4 separate regions of the Mus musculus genome follow, and regions 1, 3 and 4 are each linked to region 2. The links are chromatin loops, found by intact Hi-C in ENCODE. Cell type or tissue: left cerebral cortex. All regions are shown on one strand.

Evidence for each region. Peaks named below come from ENCODE experiments on the same cell type or tissue, not always from the same donor. Only the 100,000 strongest peaks of a DNase experiment are listed, where the experiment ranks them.
Region 1: it touches region 2 in a loop (6-fold over the local background); 8 of 42 quality-filtered maps call a loop at or near these places.
Region 3: a loop joins it to region 2, with 7 times the contacts of the local background. A loop is called at or near these places in 14 of 42 quality-filtered maps.
Region 4: it touches region 2 in a loop (2.9-fold over the local background); 7 of 42 quality-filtered maps call a loop at or near these places.

Annotation. Positions count from the first base shown.
Region 1 is chr9:63,396,079-63,401,078 of GRCm38, forward strand. 2300009A05Rik (RIKEN cDNA 2300009A05 gene) reads right to left here and starts at 3,166. Exons shown (of 2, transcript NM_027090.1): 1 at 2,798-3,166. The coding sequence starts at 3,143. Gm16759 (a long non-coding RNA gene) reads left to right here and starts at 3,239. Exons shown (of 5, transcript XR_003948339.1): 1 at 3,239-3,374. In left cerebral cortex, no CTCF peak of the experiment used is centred here; DNase peaks (open chromatin) are centred at 2,628 and 3,256; H3K4me3 peaks cover 2,244 bases; H3K27ac peaks cover 1,379 bases.
Region 2 is chr9:63,132,999-63,137,998 of GRCm38, forward strand. It overlaps Gm25064 (a small nuclear RNA gene), which reads left to right and starts at 285; the gene lies at 285-391. In left cerebral cortex, a CTCF peak has its summit at 3,046; DNase peaks (open chromatin) are centred at 481 and 3,040; H3K4me3 peaks cover 1,750 bases; H3K27ac peaks cover 306 bases.
Region 3 is chr9:63,599,858-63,604,857 of GRCm38, forward strand. Iqch (IQ motif containing H) reads right to left here and starts at 2,636. Exons shown (of 22, transcript NM_001311098.1): 1 at 2,510-2,636. The coding sequence starts at 2,560. Aagab (alpha- and gamma-adaptin binding protein) reads left to right here and starts at 2,789. Exons shown (of 10, transcript NM_025857.3): 1 at 2,789-2,914. The coding sequence starts at 2,842. In left cerebral cortex, a CTCF peak has its summit at 2,379; DNase peaks (open chromatin) are centred at 2,701 and 3,515; H3K4me3 peaks cover 2,584 bases; H3K27ac peaks cover 1,151 bases.
Region 4 is chr9:63,621,778-63,626,777 of GRCm38, forward strand. All of the region lies in intron 5 of Aagab (alpha- and gamma-adaptin binding protein), which reads left to right. Among named protein-coding and RNA genes, the nearest start is that of Aagab, 22 kb to the left of the region's middle. In left cerebral cortex, a CTCF peak has its summit at 2,325 (motif pointing right); DNase peaks (open chromatin) are centred at 2,536 and 3,528; H3K27ac peaks cover 1,036 bases.

The DNA of each region.
Region 1 (5,000 bases), 260 kb after region 2:
TGCAAATCACTCATCCAAAAAGAAAAAAAACCCAGTGGTATGTGGTCAGAAGGCAGAGGGTCAAGAGAAGACCAGGACAAGGTAGGCATAAGTAAAAGAGGAGTGAGGGGTACAAGCTCAAATAAGAAATGAATTGCAATATGAAACTACCAACCCAAAATCTGAAAATCGCTGGGGATGAGGAATTTTAAAAGGCCCTCAAAGCAGTTATTAGTTTTCTATCCATACTGGGAGTAAGATAAAAATAATATGCCTTTTAAACCAACACTAAAGATTGAATTGGTGGAATGGTAGTGACCCTGAGAATTATATTTTATGGTATTAATCATGGCTTTCAGTTAAATACTCTTTTAAAATATATACTTTTAAAAACAAATCATACAAGTAAATTCTCCCAGATAAAATTTAAAAACTGGTTAATGGTTATTGGTTTAGTAACAATGGCGTGCAGGAGCCATTATCAGTCTTGCTTATTGATAGTGGTCAGAATTGATAAGGGAATCAGAATTCTGTAGTTTCTCTCCTGGAATGAATGAGGTTTTTAGGGTTTTTCACCCTAGAATGAAGAGAATAGTGCACAAATGAGGAAGATTTGGTGCCTCTGTGTTTTCCACATTAAAAAATTTTAGTCAGTATGTTTTGAAATCAAAATCTTTAAGATTCCATGAAATAATAAAATTCAGATTACTGAAGATCAAAACAAACTTGAGAAACAGTTCTTTGTATGATCATTCATTTTAAGTTAACTGAACAGTAGGTAAACTACTGTTGAATTAAGAACTTAAAACAATTGGAACTTTATAGTAAGGCTCCGATAACCCAGCCATTCCAGTGGTGAGTTGCTTTCCTTAAATCGTAATCTATTTCCCAGCAGGATACTCAGGCTGATAAACCATCAGGAAAATGTCAGCTCCACTGAAGGGAAGGTGGAGGAGAAAGGGAACAAATGAGTCAACAGAAATCCTTAGTATTCACAAAATGGAAAATTAATTATTCTGATTACTACTCATTTACAAAGGAAGACAAGGAATAAAATCCTTTGTATTCTTATTCCCAGCCAGGGACTTGATCCAGATGGGCAAACTGTACCCTCGCCAGCTAGGATCCTCTTACTTAATTCATATTTCTCTTACTTCAGACAAAAAATAAAAACCAAAATTACTAAATTGGTTTTTAGTAAAGTCCAGAAAAGGGTTTCAGAGTAAGCCAAGTTGTAGCACAGCATACAGGAACACTTTCTCTGCTATACTTACAGACTTTCTAAAAGCCCACTGTTAAATCACTATTTTATATTAAAAAACAAAGAAAGAACCAACAACAAAAAACCCTACATCTGTTGTATTTCTGAAAAGGTTTTACTTTTCTGTGTGGGAAGTGTTTTTTTTTTTTCTTCTTTTGATGTCTTAATGACCTACAGCTAAAAGATAAACCCTTAGTCATGACAGGTATCTTTAAGGAAATGTTTATTTTAACCTGTGACATTTTATATAAGGGATTCAGCCTATATAGTTTACCTATGGCTTGACCTGCTAGGGTTTCTTTTATTATTAATTTTATTTTTTTACAGTCTAGCTGTTGCCCTCCTCCTGGTCCCCCTCCCACAGTTCCTCATCCCATTTCTCCTCCTGGCCTACTAGTTTTCCTAACCTATATCTCAGTATTTGGAAAAGAATGACTCCTGCCAATTCTGAAAATAATAAAATAAACTCATTTCACAAATCTAATTTGTTAGCATTTTGGCTTTTCCCATAGTTTCATACCAACCTCAGGATTAGTTGACATACACTGTATAGAGTGGATCAAACAAGTTATGAGACACATTGGTGTATAATCTCCTTCCTGGATTTTCCAGGGGGACAATGGCTCAAAAATCCCGTAAGTGCTATTTGAGTTATTATAAGCAGAAATGCCCATGCTTTATTAAATTGAATGAACTACCAGACTATATGTAACACTAGTACGGCTACACAGAGTTTAGTGTTAATTTTGGATTGAAAAAAAAAAAAAAACTATTTGGAGGGGGAGGGTGAAGGGGATAGGGGATTTTCGGAGGGGAAACTAGGAAAGGGGATAACATTTGAAATGTAAATAAAGAAAATAATCTAATAAAAAAGTTAATAAATCCCTAGACAGCAATATTTAAAAAAAAACTATTTGGATTATACTGGTTCTGCTTCCTTGTATAGAGTTTGAGTGACTGACATCTAAGTTAATATTTTTTTTAGCAGCTATTAATAGGTCCGAAACATCTTGAGGACTTGAATTTTTCCCTAATCTATAAAATGCTGTCACATCTACAATCCGTGATATTGACTCTTCTGCCATTAGACCACAGAACACACACATCTAGCAGGAGGACCGTCAGAATTAGATTATCTTCAGGAATATAGATACTAAAGGATCTTAAAAGACAGCATCTTTTAAGTCTAGCACCTGAGAAAATATGATGTCTGGAGAGAACCTACTGCTTTTAGCAAAACACAATTGCTGAGATTTCACAGAAAGACAAAGAAACTTTAAAAGTCCGTCCAGTTTTTTGTCCTCCAAAGGCTCTTGGTGATGAGCGCGGGAATGACTCTTGCTAAGCAACTTCGGAGCCACTGTCGGGACTCACTCCTCGCTGCCCTGGGCAGGGTTCTCCCGGGTGGACAGTGGCAGGGCACGACCTCAGGGGTGCTGCAAGCAGCCCACCGGGGATGCGAAGGGCCGGCCCTGGAGAGCGAGCAGCGTGCTTGTGGGCCAGCGGCCGCCCTGGGATGGAGGAGTGCCTGGGTCAGACGAGGGCGCCGCCACTCACCCAGGTTGATGACCTTGAGCGCGGTGAAGAAGCGGTCCTGCGGGGCCAGGTCCTGCCAGGGCGCCTTGGAGCAGTGGTACTTGATGAAGGGGAAGCAGCCGGTGCGCAGGACGTGGTAGTTGGCGCCCAGCACCGGCCAATTGAAGTGCGACAGGCCGAACTGGTCGTTGTGGACCGCACTGTAGGGCACGCAGAAGGAAGTCCAGTGCGGCAGCCGCCGCTGCAGCAGGTGCTGCGTCAGCACCTCCGAGGCGCGGGGCTTCGGGCGGGAGGCGGCGCCCGAGGCCCAGGGCCGGCACAGCAGCAGCCGCAGCGTAGCCTCGTGGGCCCTCCGCAGGGCCTCCATGGCCGGGGCACGCCGGGGAGCCGGCCCTGGGCCCCTGGGGCCGGGCCTCTGGGGGCGGGGTCAGGCGAGTGTGCGCATGCGTGTTCCCCTCACCACCCTAGGCCAGGGCGGGGGACACCCAGCGGGCAGCGCGCGGGTGAGAGCGCCTTGAGGTGCGGCGCGTGCGCACAGGACGGGACGGGAGGGCGGAGCGACTGCGCAGATCAGGAAAATTGTCACCTCTGGCCTCAGGTAACCTCGGAGCAGGGAGACAATGTTAAAACAATCCTCCACAGCGACAAACCCGGTCTGGCTGTCAGGCGCTGGGCTCCAGGGAAATCCTCAGGGATGCTGAGGTGCTTGAGGTGTGCACAGGAAAGTGAGCTGACACCAAGGCCTGGCCTTTGCCCGGGCTGGACGCTTGGTGACCTCAGACTGCACGTATGTGCAGATGTCCTCACAGTCGTGTTCACTGTCCAGACTGAATCCTACCTAGATAGTGCAAGATAGGGTCCCAAGCCAGATGTGGCGCTTGCCTGGAATCACAGCCCTGAAAAGGCTGAGATGTGAGGATGGGGAGGTGGAGGCCAGCCTGGGCTACATAGAAGAGCAAGTCTCAACTGCCTCCCTGTCCCCGCACCACCACCCCCAAAACCCGAAAAGCAGTCCTATGTTTTCTCATTTAGTGCCCTAAAGCTCAGAAAAACTTCCCTCCTGAGAACACAGTAAATACTAGGACCGGAATTGGCAGTCACCAACCTTTAACAATCTCAGTTACCCATGAAAGTGTAAGGGAAGCATTTCTCAGACTTTCTGCTAGCATACAACCTCATGTCTAAAGTATCATTACTCTTATATGTCCTCAATTTTTGTGGGGAGAATGAGTAAATAGGATGAGGTTTCTGGAAAGTACCATATGCAAATGAAGTAATTCTCTGTGTTGGAACTATATAACAATTATTTGCTGAAAATTCAAGAAGGATGTAGAATAGTGTGATGTTTAAAGAAGATTTGTTTATTTTGTGTATACAAGTGCTCCATTTTCATGCACACCAGAAGAGGAAATCAGATCCCATTACAGATGGTTGTGAGTCACCATGTGGTAGCTGGGAATTGAACTCAGGTCCTCTGGAAGGGCAGCCAATGCTCTTAACCACTGAGCCATCTCTCCAGCAACATTTTTGTTTTTATAGTCACCAGTTTTGGGTTAGTCAACATTGAGTTCATTCCACAAATATGTTAAATATTTAGGGGGGTTTTGCAGTCATGCAAATAGTTTGAACTTTATAAGATTCTCTATTAGATATCGATTTTTAAAGAAAGATTAGGTGAAGTCATGATATATTTGATATGCAGAATAGCTAGGAGGACTATTGAAGGGAGGTAGGGAGCTGCAGCAGAACTGTCATTTTCAAAGTAAAGTTTTAAAAGCAATGGAGCCCTTTTTCAGACAAAATCTGTCACAGAATTCTAACATATAAAGAAAATTATAAACACAATGTGTTTATTTCTAAACATTTATAAAATTAATTTTTTAATAGTAGTTTCATAGGTAAAGTGGCACCACAACAGAATCACAGCTAGTTTGTTGCCTTGGTTTTGCTGTTCTTGAGTAGGGAGGGGAGCACTGGGCTTTCAGCACTGGTTTGTTGCTGTTGTTTTGTATTGCAAAACAGTGACAATTAAACTGCCATTTCGTTTCCTGGATTTTCTGCTTTGGCTCTATATTATTCAGAAAAATCCTGATCTTTCCAGAAAAACTAACTTTTTAAAATAAAAGTAGAATTTTTTTTTTAATGATTTACCTTAAAGGTGAGCAATGCTTCTGTTATTTATATTTTTAAATGGCAGCAGAAGACTAATTATGAGAACTACACA
Region 2 (5,000 bases):
CATCACGTGGCGGACTGTGACTTCAGGGCTGCGCACAGCTCAGTCCCGAACAAGTCTGTTTCCCATCGTCCCCTCATTTGCATATACAATGTAAAAAGAGTTTTCGAATATAAATGAACTTACTCTGAGTCTAAATAAAAAAATTTCGAACATATAACATAAAACCTAGAAGGTACTACTTTGGGGAGTCATTGATTTTGAAAACAATATAGAAACTTCTCACCATAATCTAAAAGGAACTTAAAATTTTGTCCTTATATACTTCCTGAGAAAATGGGCTGTTCGTGCTCGCTTCGGCAGCACATATACTAAAATTGGAACGATACAGAGAAGATTAGCATGGCCCCTGCGCAAGGATGACACGCAAATTCGTGAAGCGTTCCATATTTTTCCTACTTAATTTTTTTTTCCCTCATGAAGTCCAAAACAGCCCCAACGGTTTTACCTTTTGCTTGACTAAATCGAACCATTGTACTCAAGGAAGGAATGTGAGGCGTGACATAAGCAGACCCATCACTTTGCAATGCGCCTTATCCATGGGCTTCAGTTGCAGTTTGTGACTTATTTTAATTTTTGAGATAGGTCTCACAGGTTCCACCATGACCCCGAGTTTGCTATACAGTCTAGGATAACCTCAAACTTAAGCTCTTCCTGCCTCCACGTCCCCATTGCTGGGATTACAGGCGTGCACTACCACACCTGGCTCCAGCTCATCTCTCCCCTCCTCAATAACCTATTTCTTCACCTTAGCCCTAAGGAATGGTTTTGCTAAAGCCGTAGAGTCACCTGGGCGAGACTAGCAAGCCTTTAAAACTAGGTCTGATACCTTTGAAGAGACACTGGCTATGGAAGCAAAATTTCCTGGTTGCACAATATTTACTAGTTATTGCCAAATAACTAGTGCATAAATAATGCTTAAATCTTAACCATCAAGATGAAGAAGAAACGACCACCCTCCTTAAGTTCAAATTTCCTGTGCTGATTTACTCAGTGCTTTCTGACATACCAATTTCTTCCTCAAAGAAAAATGGGGTATGTGCTTCCCTGGTTCCTGAGCCCGCGCGTGGGCTCTGCAGCCCCTGGGACGCCTGCGGTTCCCGGGCTCGCCCCAGTGACACCTGTGATCAGCCCTGAAGACCAGGGTGGACTAGGTGAACCCCACATGCCGCCGCTGGCTGTAGAGCAGCGTACCACTCTGTATATATTTCTGTTTTAGTCTGTGGAGGTGACATGACCCCTTCCTGATTACAGTGGCTGAATCAAGATCTGTGGGACTCCTTGCGCCTCGGCTTTCCGCCTTCCTTTAAAGCATAGACTGGCCTAGAATCGTATCAACAGTTCTGTTTCAATCAGATGTCCCATTTGGATAAACAGTTTTAAATTATCTCCCAGAGTGCTGTCAATCAAAGTCACTACGGATACTAGTGTGGTGCTTCATCCTCCGACAGGAAGGACTGGCAGGATCGCTTATGTTGGAATGGAGTGGTATAGGAACTCAGTAGAAACCCCCTGAATCTTAAGGACAGGACCTGGCATTCTGTTGGGGTATGCAATCCTTAGGGCTAGGAAAAAAAAAAAAATCTAAAGCCCTGATTGTCTTTTCTGGCTCTACTCTAACTTGCTCAAATACTTGGGCCAATCTCTTGCCCCTTTGGCCACCTGTAGCCATCCAACGTTGGCACCTTATGATGTCTTTCCAACGTGGGTTTTTATGGCTGCTTTCAAGTGTCTTCAGAAAGCTCAGAAGGCCAGGCTGGAGAGAGCACTGCTCTGTCCCCTTTCGTGGGCGCTAGAGGAGGGGAGGTCCACAGACTGGATAATGCCCTATGGGGGTGTGTCCTTTCCTATCACACACAGATGTGCTAGCTCTTCTTCACCCAGACTGTCTTCCAGGGTTTACCTGCATTAGCTCATCCCTGCATGAAGTCATGTTTTAAGCAGAAACAGAGTTCCAACTCTTGTTGTGGGTTCCCTACCACACAAGGAGAGGCAGAGAACTTGGTTACAGAGTTTATACTCTTAGCACATCACCGAACACCACCGGGGCCTCTGGATGGGGAGGACCAGGTGAGGCTGTTTAGAATGATGGAAAGCATGGAGGGGTCGTGAAGGGCAGTTTTGCTTCTACTGGCGATCCGGATTCTAGGTGAGAGTTGCATATCTGCAAAGGCTTACGGTTGTACGGTGTGGCAGGGTAGTTGGGAATGTGTGAACCATGGGCTTGCAAAATGTGGAGGTAGTGTTCTTGAGACACAGTTGGGACAGGAGGAAGGGTTTTCTTTCCTAAGTTGATGATAAATTACTCGACACCCTGCCCCAACACTAATTCTATTGATGAAGGATCTTCTTTGAGAGCAGCGAGCTCTCGAGCTTAATTAACCTTATGTAAATGAGCGTAATTGCATCTCAGTGGCTGTTGTCCGGAAGCACCTGGGGATCCCTTCCCTCAGACGTTTCCAGCACCTAGATGAACTATCCTTTCACGTGGATATTCCACGTGGGCACCGTGTACCGTTGGAGGAAAAATAAGATATGACCTTAGTTGTGGAGGTACTTGTGGTCCCCTGGGAGGCCGACTCATACAGCCAAAGATAACAAGAAAGTAAGTGTCCTCCTAGACTCAGGAACCTGAAGCCCTGTAGAACTCAGAAGTTAGCTGTGCCAGGGACGTGAGGAACCCATTGGCAGAGGAGACAGAGGTGAGAAGCAATTTACTGGTGTCTCAAGGGCATAAAACATCTCTCTACTTAGTCTCTTAGGAAAGGTTTGTCGCAGTGGTGGAGAGCGACAATCTGTCCCACGCAGCTCCCAAAAGGGATGGAGTTCCTCTAGAGAAAGGACGTGGACGGGCATGTTTACATAGCTCCCCAGCTCCGGACCTGTATTCCAGAGGCAGAGTCTTGTAGGGAACGCAGGGAAACAGAGTTGCCAAAGCAAACACCCGGAGAAATCCGGTGTCCACAATCCCCCTTAATCCCGCAAGCACACTTTTCTCTGCTAGAGCGAAGGTGTCTGAGCCGCTTGCGATGGCTGTAATGCCTAAAGTTCGTCGCAAGGTGGCAACATTGTGGCGAGAAATAGACATTAAAAATCCTGGGTTTTTTTTTAAAGCATATTTTCTCTATTAATGTTTCATTTAACTTAATTAGAATCTGGTAAGCTAATTAAAGTAGCTACGAGCCCCGCAATCAGCAATAATTCGTATAATTATTGATAATTACATCCATACCAATCGTTTGGTTATTAACATTTTGGGGGGGAACAAGCCATTTCTAAGTGATGCAGAGCCCAGGAGGGTTTCTGTGTTTTGTAGTTTGTTTTATTTTTTTGCGCGATGGAACTTTCTAGGTCGAATCCACCAACACCTCCAACCCTGAGAGGCTCCCTACCATCTGAGGCTCTCCTTCTGGCTAGCCCAAGGTCCCTGTATACTTTTTTCCACTTTGGGGGAGTTTGGAGGGAAAACGCGAGAATTCAATATTCTCCAGACTCCTTAGTTGGTGTGTAGCCACGGACCTTCGGGCTTAGGTGGCAACTGTCCTGCCCATTTTACAGAAAAGGGTTGTGCATTTAGATGCATTGAGACCACAGAATACTCGAATGCAATCTGCAAGTGTCCTCTCCTGCAGGGGTGCCCTGGGAACACAAGTCACTTCCTAAGTGGGTCTCACTTTCGCGGTGGGTGCAGCCCAGAAGTGAGCAGAGTAACCATGCCCTTTTTACCTCACCCCTACATAAATGATTCCAAGGCCTTGGGGATCCCAGAAAGAGAATAGCAAGAGGGAGCCCTACAGTTTGCCTGGTTGACCCCACCACCCTTACTTCCACACCAGTCTTGTTCTCTCAGTATCCGAGGCTTGAAGGGTCTCAGCCACAGCCCAGGGACTGAGTAGTCTTGGGTTTCACCCGTGCAAGGGGCTCAGCATCTGCTTCTCTTCGCCATCACCCAGACTGTGTCCCAGCTTGCCTGCATCACAAAAGGCCTCCAGTGAAACTCCCCGCCTGAAACTCCAGAGAACTGCAGGACCCGACTTCGACTTCGCTTCCAAGGTCCCCTAGAGAGTGCTTGGGGAGAGCCTGCGGTGCTAGGCTGAGAGCCTGTTCTTGGAGGCGATGGTCCAGGCAGCGGCCTGCAGATGGGCTTTCTTCTTGGAGTGTTTCCCTGAGCCTCAGGGCAGAGACAGTCGAACGACATTTAATGGAGATTGGGAAGTGAGGACCTGGAAAAAATAAAGGGCACATCGCAGGACCTTTGCTAGCCAGAGGAGGACATGAAAGCCAGTCTGGGCTGAAAAATTCGTAAGAGAAAGAGCTTTTTCAGTTCCGTCCTCCACACTACTCAGGAAAGAATGGGTTTCCTGCAGTTTCCTTGCAGAAACTGAGGCTGGTGGCCTCTAGGTGAGGATTTGCATTTCCGGGCCACAGCCCGGGGAGAGTCCTGGCCCTTGCATCTGCAGCCAGCAGACCTCACATTCCTCATGGGGTTTGGTTTCTCCAGCTCCAAAAATGCCCTGGGACTAGGAGGGGGAGATTATTATAATGAGGACAGAGCTTCCTCCTTCGGGGTAGAGACAGGCTTCTTGAGGATGCACCACAGGGCATCTGTCTGGGCGGGACGGCAAACTCTCAGCATCTTTTCTAGATCAGTTTCGCCAAGCTCCTTTCTAGCCCTTCACTCCTCACTTCTACCAGGCCAGTGTTCCTGGTCTATGATGCCCGCTTCAGCAAGCAGAGCAATTATGATCGAATTCTGGATTCCTAACAGCTTGGAGAGGCTTCTCTTGCTGAGTGCACCCCAAATCCCTGCAGGTGACTTCACACATAGGAAATGTAAGGGGTAAAAATTAACTTTCCGGCTGTACAAGCAAATCGCAGGAAGGAAGGGACCACTGTCCAGGGGACAAGGCAGTAATCCCCCTCCCCGGGTAAAGCCGGGGGGGGGGGGGAGATGCAGCCCTGATGCGGGGGAGGAGATTGAGTGAGTTTTAGGTGGATCTGTA
Region 3 (5,000 bases), 470 kb after region 2:
GATCTCATTACAGATGGTTGTGAGCCACCATGTGGTTGCTGGGATTTGAACTTAAAACCTTTGGAAGAACAGTCAGTGTTCTTAACCACTGAGCCATCTCCCCAGCCCCCTCCTTCTCTCTTTTTAAGCTATGCTTCAGGCTTGCTGGAACAGGAAACTACTGCCCCTGTAGTCAGGTCACTGTGAGAAGAACTGGCTGATCCCAGGACTGGGGACAAGTCTCCACTAGTGTTCTGGTTGTTTTGTGTCAATGAAAAGGGGGCTCTGTATAGAGAAAAACATAACTGTACTCAAAGAGAGGTCTGGCCCTCTGCTACTCAGAGATGAGCTCTAAACCTCTGGAATGTCCTGCCTGACATAAGTATCTGGATGCTTTAGTCACAAGGCAGTCTAACAACAAACACAGTTTATTTACAGTGGGGTTTTGAGCTGCCCTGTGTCTGTTGTGACGTGTGGAGGAACGGGAGTCTTCACAGAGTCAGCCTCGAGGGCCATGTGAGTTTGAGCAACATCCCAGCTCTGACTGGAGAAAGCTCAGGGAAGTTCTTCTAGTTGTCCAGCTTCTATACGATGTCACACGATGTCACACGTTGTGCCTGGAAGGAGGTGATACCTGACACCTCTTCTGGGATGGCCCCTGGACTCTGCTATGCATCTCTCTCCTTGGCTAACTTTAATCCTAATCACCAGGGTAGCTCATCTCTGACTTCCATGAGCCTTTCTCACAAATAAAATGTGAGAGTGCCATGGGACTCATAGGCTCACAGCCAGCCTAACTGACGTGAGGGTTGTTCGAGAGCTTCATACATGACCTTGCAGTTGGTGTCAGTGAGGACATGGGTGGGGACTGTCCTCGCTGGTGTTATATTTGGCTAAATTCACCACAGGGGAAATTGTTGAGTGTGATACAGGTAAGATTTAGGTCCAATTCATAACGGGGATGTCTATGAAGCTAGTGGGCTTAGGAACTCTGGAGTTTTGAAAAAGGTGTACTAGGATGTGTATTCTAAAGCGTTCAGGACGCTATCTCAAGCCTTTGTCAATTAAATATGAGTTAGAAATTATGGTGAACTGTGGGACCCCGACTTAGAGCGTTTCTCCCAGGAAGGTAAAGCCCCTGGACGGTCCCCAAGCTTGTTTTCCCTGATCTCTAAAAATATAGCTAGAAAGAAGCTCTTTGTTCTCTATAGCCAGCAAAAAGCCTTTTTGTTTCTATACTGTACAACCAGAGATGCCTGCCTTCCTGTGCCGAGGACACGGAGATAAAAATTCAGAAAGAACTCACTCCCCACACCTGCCTTGTAAATTTCACCAAGGACACCCAGAAGAGAAGAACTCTTCCCAGCTCTCCTCCCAACTCTTCCCAACACCTCTCCCAATTCCTCAGCTAGCTGTTAAAAGCCCCCTACTGTCACCACTCGGGTCGAACTCCCCTGCCCTGCACTGTGGAGGGACTTCGTCCTCAGCTAGCTGATAATAAAACCTCTTGCAGTTTGCATCAGGTGTGGTTTTCTCTCGAGATGTTGGGGTGTTGGCCAGCTCATCCCGGGACTTGAGCAGAGGCCCAGCATCGGGGGTCTTACAGAACTTCTTAAAGTGAGACCATCTTAAAGGGACCCATACCTAAACACGGAAAAAAACAAAACAAAACAAAGCAAAAAAAAAAAAAAAAAAACCAAACCAACCTAGCTGTTTCAGAAAAATTGTTCAACTGTCACAAACTGAATTACACTGGAGAAGTCAAGTCTTTGAGAGCTTTCTCCCTAGATTATAAATAAGATATTTCTCCAAGTTTTCATTTTTTATGTTGTTTTGTAATCCAGGTGATCTTAAAAATATGTTTGGTAACGCACACCTTTAATCCCAGCACTTGGGAGGTAAAGGCAGGCAGATTTCTGAGTTGGAGGCCAGCCTGGTCTACAGAGTGAGTTCCAGGACAGCCAGGGCTACACAGAGAAACTCTGTCTCGAAGAAAAAAAAATTTTAAAAAAAGCTTGGGTGTGTGTTCCCAAGCAAGCAGTGACTATTGTAGGTTAAGAAGCACGGGTCCCATAGCTCACGTTCTCTTCGAACTTCTCACCACCTCCTAATGATGAATCTGTTTCTCCTTCACATCCCCAAGCCATGGATGGACTTTAAACATTTCATAATTTATTTTTAAATGGTGCCTTGAGCACCCCAGCCTGCTAGTACAGATTGATAATCCCAGTTACTCAGGAGGCTGAGGCAGGAGGATCACAAGTTCCAGGCCTGCCTGGATTGTAGAGGGTGCTCCAAGACAGTCAATGACCATCTGGGCCCGAAGTATAAGGAAGACAGGTGATGCAGCCTAGCGGTAAAGCACTTGCTTGGCGCTAGCATGTCCTGTGTTCAACCCCCAGAGCATGATGCCCTAAAGTGTAGGCGTTTCCTGCTATAGGGCCGAGAGAATAAATGGTGGTGCTTGGGATCACAGGTTTCGGGGTTCGAGGGGAGGTCTGTGCGGCCGCCAGCCCGGCCTGTTTCCCACCTGGATTAGGATGGATCCAATGGGGTCGCTGTCCTCCTGGGCCTGCGCCATGACTAAGGAGGGCAGAAGACACTAGGCTCCGGAGGTATGGCCTCCTGCGGAGCGCTCCTAGATGGTGCGGGCACCCGTCACCATAGCAACGCGGCGCGCGCGACCGGCGCGCTCCACTGGAGGAGCGGGGAAGGGGGGTGTGAGGGCCAGCCGGAGCCTCGGCTGCCCAGCGCGCGGCCCCGCCCAGCGCGCGTGCCCGGATCATCTCCCCCGCGTGCCCGCTGCAGTGGTACGGCCCAAGGCGGAAGCAGCGCCGGCGCGGAACCCGCTCTGCCGCAGCGATGGCTGCCGGTGTACCCTGCGCGCTGGTTACCAGCTGCTCCGCCACCTTCACCGGGGACCGGCTGGTGCAACGTGAGTAACCCGACGTCTGAGCCGGGCTGCAAGGCCCAGTTCAGAGCCATGGGCGCAGGGCCGGCGACCTCTCCCGGGCTCTGCCCGAGCTGGGCCCTAGGCTCCGGCTCCTCCGCAGGTCTCGGCGCCAGGCGCTTAACCTTCTGCCTGTGTAAAGTGAGGCCGGTTTCTGACCTCCCGCCTCAGGGGTGGTGGCAAGCACCCCCTAAGATGATATTCAAGACCCCGGAAATTGTGCTCTTAGACGAATGTAAGGCGCTGGAGTTGCGGTGTTGTGTTTGGGGGTTATGCCCCTGCTGCTGGGGTAGTGGTTCCTCTTGTGAACTGAAGTGCTCAGCAAAAAAACAAAAAAACAAACAAACAAAAAATGCACGCGCGTTAGTGTTCTGCCAGGATGATGGACTGACCAGAACTCCTGTGATTGTGGAGAGCTGGAATTTTAATAACTGTAGCCAGATTCTCGTGGACTGTCTCTAGTCTCCTTCTTAGCCATTTGTTGCCCACTTCTGTGTCTGACCTAATATCCTCTGACTATCAGGTAAAGTCCTTTTGGGAATAAGCAAACAGACCCCCTAGCTTCCATCAACCCAAAGGCTAAGAATTTTATCAGTTGGTGTCTGAGGCCTACAGCAAGGGCTTCCACGATGTGCTGTAATCCACCAACCTGTTGTTCCCCTCAATGTATTTTTAGAACATCCTGATATGTAGCTTTGTTGTTCCTATAAGAACACCATGGAATTGTTATTGCCACGTTGGAACATTTGACTTGAGGCACCCCTGATTCCTGTTCCCTTTTCATGATCCCTCATATTTGGCTCCAGAATAAACGCTTACTCCCTTAGAGATGAGAGCTGTGGGCGTTCTTGATTCCCTCCCCTTGATTGTGTGTGTGTGTGTAATGTACATACATGCATACTTGTGTGTACATGATATTTGTTGGGTGCCCCCTCACTTGCAGTTACATTTCTTGAGTTCTTTCTGAGGTGAAAGTTCCCCGGAAAAAAATGAGTTTGAGGTGTTACTGCACCCAGTGCTTTTGCTTCTGGACCCTAAGGGCTATAAAATTCAGGGTTTTGTTTTTGTTTTTGTTTTGTTTTTTTTGCCTTTGTTGTGCATACGCGAATATACGTGTGTGTGTGTGTGTGTGTGTGTGTGTGTGTGTGTGTTTTCTGCTTTTTAGTCCCACTGCTCTGTGCATACTGAGCGTGGCACTCTACCTCAGAGATAAACCCCAGCCCCACCCCAAAATGAGCTCTGAAATGTAGGTCAGAGAGACTAGTGAGCTAGAGCTGAGGAGGCAGCTCACTGGCCAGGTCTATGGCTCTGACTGTGGGCAAGTCACTGAACCTCTGCCCTTCATCTTCCTATCTGTGGGCTGAGGATTATGTTTGGCCACAGGCCAGCACGTGGCAAGCATTGGATAAGTGGTTGGCCTTATTATAAAAGCGTATCACCTGTTTAACTCAGGCTTTGCTGAGCCTTAAAGGGGGCACATGAAGAGGTGTCCTGGGAGACCGTGGGTGCTGGCTTGCAAATGCGGCCGAGCCTGTAAAGCATCGTGCAGTTTGTAATTATTTTCTACACCTGTTGACAGAATTAGGCATGCTGTCGTTCCTGCACGGGTATTCTATAACTTGCTTATTCTGAACACTTAGACAGTTCCTTGCTAGGGCAGAAGCTTAGTTACAACATTCATAAATGAGAACCAAACTCTTTGCCATTCTCTTACTTCCCCTAAGCAGTGCTCCCCTTCCCCCATCCCCCACCAGGGAGTGCTCCCCTTCCCCCACCCCCCACCAGGGAGTGCTCCCCTTCCCCCATCCCCCACCAGGGAGTGCTCCCCCTTCCCTCCCACCAGGTCTCCCATCTTTGCCCCTTCTACTTCATGTTGAATTTAGTAAAATTTAGCATATGGAGAAAAAAATGTTAGCTGACATTTTGGTGGTGTTTTTTTTGCCATCTCCCCGGGGCCCCTGCATATTTTCTGTATTTTATAATTATTGTAATTATATAATTCTACTTCATATGTAGTTTTTAGCCTGGTGTGTGTGTGTGTGTGTGTGTGGTGTTGATGATGGATTCCAGT
Region 4 (5,000 bases), 490 kb after region 2:
CTCTTTTTCTTGTCACTGTTCCCTAAACCACTGTAAGAGGGACCCCTTAGCAGTTTCACTGTGTTAGCTGTTGCATGTAATGTAAAGAGGATAAGGTCTCCGGGAGGGGTGCCTAGCTTATGACAATTATGTAACAAAGCAGGGACTGGTTGGGTAGTTGGGAGGTCCTGGGCGTGTGTGAATTTACAGACTGAGCATACTTTGCTTCTGCACAGGTTGGTTTTCTGTCAACTCTAAGCTAAAAGAAACCTTTTCCTCTCCAGAGTTGACTTAGTCCTGACGTTTGTCACAGCAATGCAGAGCAAACTAGGACTACATCTTCATGCAGACGTATTTCTGCATCCTGTGTGTTCAGTCAGTGGAGCGGTGTTCTTTACGTGTGAGGCAGAGGCACATGCAGATTTGTGTGGCTCTTTACCATCGTCTCGTTTTCTCTGCAGTCCTGGGACACTGCTGTGCTTCCAGCTAAAACCCAAGATTTCGGCATTAGTTTACTTTCGTGTTAAGAGGACCGAGGTCTGTGTTGCAAACAAAATAACCACCTCCTCCTAGGAGAAGCAAGCGATATAGCCAGGGATGTGCAGGTCTTAAGAAGTAGGACATCTTGCAGAGTTTCAAGTCTGTCCCTACAGAGACAGAGCTCTGTGTGACTGTGTGCTGGGCCATCAGGTCCTTCCAGGGCAGCCTGCTTCCTCTGCGCCCTGAGAACCTGCAGCTTCTCTGCTGTGCACGCCAGCAAGCTACATCTTCCTCAGCAGCTGCCGCCTCCTCCCTTCCTCTTCTGTTTTATTTCTATTGTGTGTATGTGCAGGTGTGTAGATGCGTATATGGAGGTGGGATATAGATATATGAAGAGGTCAAGGGTCGACCTTGGCTGTTGTTCCTCAGAGCCATCACCTTGTATCTTGAGACAGTTTCTCACTGGACCCCGAGGCCTTGCTGATTAGGCTCTGCTGACAAGCACATGCCTTCACACCTGCCTTTTTACTTGGGTGTGAGGAGACACTCGGGGCCTTCTATTTGCACTGCAGCCACTCAAATGGCTAAGCTGTCTACCCAGTCACACAGTAGGCTTTCTGAAAGCCTAAAATTAGGCATAAGAGAAGGGTCCATCCATGGTCCATTATGGGTGGGAGAGGCGTTCATGAAGCCTCACCTACCTTAGGAGCTATTGGCAGTTAATGGTTGCTGGGAAGCGGGAGTCATTTTCTTCTGTGATATAACTGCTATTAAAGTTGCCCAGTAAGTAACCTTCCACCCATGCTTATGCATGCAGCCCTAATTAAACTCTGTGAGTCAGAAAAGAAGCCACAGAATAACAACAAAACCCCAAATCAGCCATGAAAATGGGATAGAGACTGTCTGGAAGAAGGTTGGCTCAGTGAGAGTGGGAAGGGCTGAGAAAGGGTAATGGGGAGGGGGATGAGAGTGACCGAATTGCATGACAAATACATTACATGCACATAGGAACTCATCCGAAAGCAACAGCAGTGAACAAGTTATGTTTAAAGCTACCATGCACTCAGGTTCTTGCACTGCTAGGTGTGTTCAGTCAAAAAAGCATGTCCGTGCATGGCATCCTTATAAATGCTCAAGCAGTGTTGTGCACGATAGCCCATGGATGAGAGCAACTCCAGAACCAGTGGGCATCTCATTCAGCAGACTGGGTGACTCTGCTCTAAACAAGTATGTGCAAGCTCTGCCAGGGCGAACCCACCATGCCACCGCTTTGCCCAGAGCTTTTGTGTCATTGTGCTTTGTGGAGATATCTAGAACAATTCAATCCATAGCGGCAGAGTATGGATTAGTGGTCCCCGGGGCTGATGGAGAGGTTGCTAAGGAGATGGAATTTCCTCATCAGAACATGAAAAGCGTGTTTTTGACTTAGTGCTGATCATTGCAGAGTTTTGTGACTATACTAAAAGCACTGAATTCTATACGTAAAAGGGGTGGCTTTGATATGTGACTGGCATTTCTCATATCCTTGAGTTAGATTATGTTCGTTATCCGATTTAATTTCACAGCATCCAATAAGTGTTAGGTGCAGAGGTTAAATGACTTTGCCTGAGGCACAGAGGTCAAGAAGTGTCACACTCATTACCAGGCTGGCGACATGCAATCCCCAGGGAACTTAGTAAGTAGTAGTGCTCTGGTCATCCGCCCCCAGACATTCTGACTGGTTTGTGGTGACGCTCAGCTTCCCAGAACCCTGTATGCTTTGAACTCGGTGCATTCAACTCGTTATGTTTATAAATTACTAAACCGTGTACGTGGGATGGGGTACATGTGTGTGCAGTGCCTGTGGAGTCCTGAAGAGGGCGTTGGATGCCCTGGAATTTGGAGTTATGGGCAGTTGTGAGTTGCCTGACCCGGGTTCTGGGAACCAAACTCCTCAGGGCCCTCTGAAAGAGAAGCGCACGCTTTTAAACACCACACTGTCTCTCTAGCCTTGGGCTATATTTTTGACCTGTATGATGAAGTTGGTCTTCATCAGCCACTTCCAGTCCTGGCTGCACATTGGGAACTTTTGAAACCGGTGCTGTCTGGGCCAATCTACTAGTGGGTGGCAGCTGCAGTGTTAGGAGCTGCAGGGACTCGCTTGTAGGCATGGTGAGACGTGCTGGCACAAAGTAGTCATCTAGTTTTGACTTGTGCCAGTGTGCTTGATCGGGGAGAGTGAATTGAGCATTTTGAAAGCTGCATTGGCCTCCGATTCTATAGTCACCAAGAGCCTGTATTTTCTCATTCCTGAATCCTGACTTCCAAAAGCCACAGGAAGAAAGACAAGACAGGACCAGTATTAGTTCACCTTAGGAGAGGTGAAGGCAGGGTGTGTGCCCCTTCTTCCTCCTCCATACCTGTGACTTGTGTTATTAGCACAACACAAAGGTCACCTGTGCTCCTTGGCATCTGCCATCATATAAGAGTGTTGTCAGACCCTGTGCACTTGGCCATTTGGAGGCCACTGCTGGCCTCCAGTCTCTCCTTGGTGTAGACTTTAGGTTCTAGTCTGAAGTTCATTCAGGCACTAATTGCTGAGCACACACTGTGTTCGGGGGCCCGTGCTTGGTTTACACTGTTGAATAGTCAGTGTCTGCACTTACGGGCTCCCTGTGGGAACAATATTCACTAGGCAACAGGACACCAGTGAGTTATGTAGAGTGCTACAAGGTGAGGGGTGGTGGGAAAGTAAACCGGAGAGGGCACTGTGGCTTGGGGTAGATTGCAGTATAAATAGGGTAGTCAGCTTAGATCCCTTGGCAGGTAGAGATTTAGACCTGGGAGAAGAGCATCTTGACAGGGCATGCAGTAAGGTGAGAGCACCCTGGCATTTGAAGGATAGCTAGGTGCTCCCTATGACTACAGAGGAGAAGAGATGGGCGAAAGATAGAACACTTGGATATTTAGGGCTCTGCAAGACATCTTGATAGCTTTGGCATCCACTCAGGTAAAACTAAGCACTTTGCCAAGGCTTTGAATAGAAGAGATGGCATGATATAACTGAGAGAGGACTGACTGCTGTGTGATGGAGAAGAACAGGAGAAGAAACCAATCTTCCAGGTGAGAGAAAGGCGACTGTAGGCGTACCTCAACTGAGTGATTCTTAGTGGAGGCCCAGGAGGGCCAGAAGAATCTGTATCAGGCACTACACTCACCTCTGGGGGGATGCTGAGTGGGTCGGGGATGCCTCTCTCAACTGCCCTGGGCAGGAAACTCTGAAGAGCTTCTGGACTTGCCTGTTAAATAGTGCAGGAATAGCACCATGGCATCTGTGCCAGATGGTCACCCACCCTTTCTGACTGAGTGCTTTTAAGTAACAGCTCAGAGCTGTGTGCAATTAATCGCATAAAGAAATCAAAGGCCTCGGCAGATAGAGCTGGTCTTCTGGGCAAAGCTGTTTCTTTTACTTTGTGCTATAATTCTGAAAACAGTGCTAAGACATTTTTCTCTGTCCGTGATGTGCGCTCCCACGTGTCTACTCCAGTACCAGCTTTCCTAGTGTACCTGTGAGGTGAAGAAAAGTCTCGTGGAAGTTGTGTGCTGGGTGTGGTGGCCCATGCCTGTAAGCACAACACTTGAGACTGAAGCAGGAAGTCCCTGAATTTGAGATCAACCTGACTGTATAATGAGATCCTGCCTCAGAGAACTGGACAAAATTTGGTTCAGGGTAACTGAATGATCAGTGAAATGGGAAGAATGGTGGCTGTCTAGCGTAAAGAGAGGAGATTGCATTGGCTACACATACATGTATGCATGTGCACATGTGTGTGTAAACATGTAGTTTGTTAAAAACTCATATAGAGTTAAGCACAAGGTTAAGAGAAAGATGCTTAGGAAGAAAGCAAGATGCACCCAAGAGCATGGTGTGTGGGTTTGTTAAAGAAAAATTATAATGACCTTGTAGGGTTACTGTTGGGCTCTTTTGCTGCATATGAATATGTAGTCACAGTTGCAGGAAGGGAGGGGGCTTATGTACTTGTGTGTGTTTGTAGAGGTCCAGGGTTGACATCAGTCACTCTCCACTTAGTATTTTGAGGCAAGGTATCTCACTGAACATTTTGGCTGCTTTGGGTAGCCAGCTCTCTCAGGGCATCCCTGTCTCTGCCTCCCACATGCTGAGCTTACAGATGGGTCACCATACCTACCTAGCATTGAACTCCTCTGGTCCTTGCACTTTTGTGGCAAGAACTTTACCCTGCTGAGCCATCTCCTCAGTTCCTGTCCTTGTGTTTTATAGGATGTAAGGGACATTGCTTTCTTTGACACAATTGTGTGTATGTATTAGCCTGAGCAAAACATTAGTATCTCCATGTATGCATTTGCTACGGCTTCTTTCTTTTACAGGAAAAGGAGGGATTGGGGAGGTGACTTGTCCATACACAAAGCAAGTTAGCTAAGGGGGTACAGGACCACAGGTCTCCTGAGCAGGAGTGTTGCTTCCATTGTACTGCGGATGCTTAGCGCAGTAGTTATGAGTGCATGAGAGAGCTGACCACACA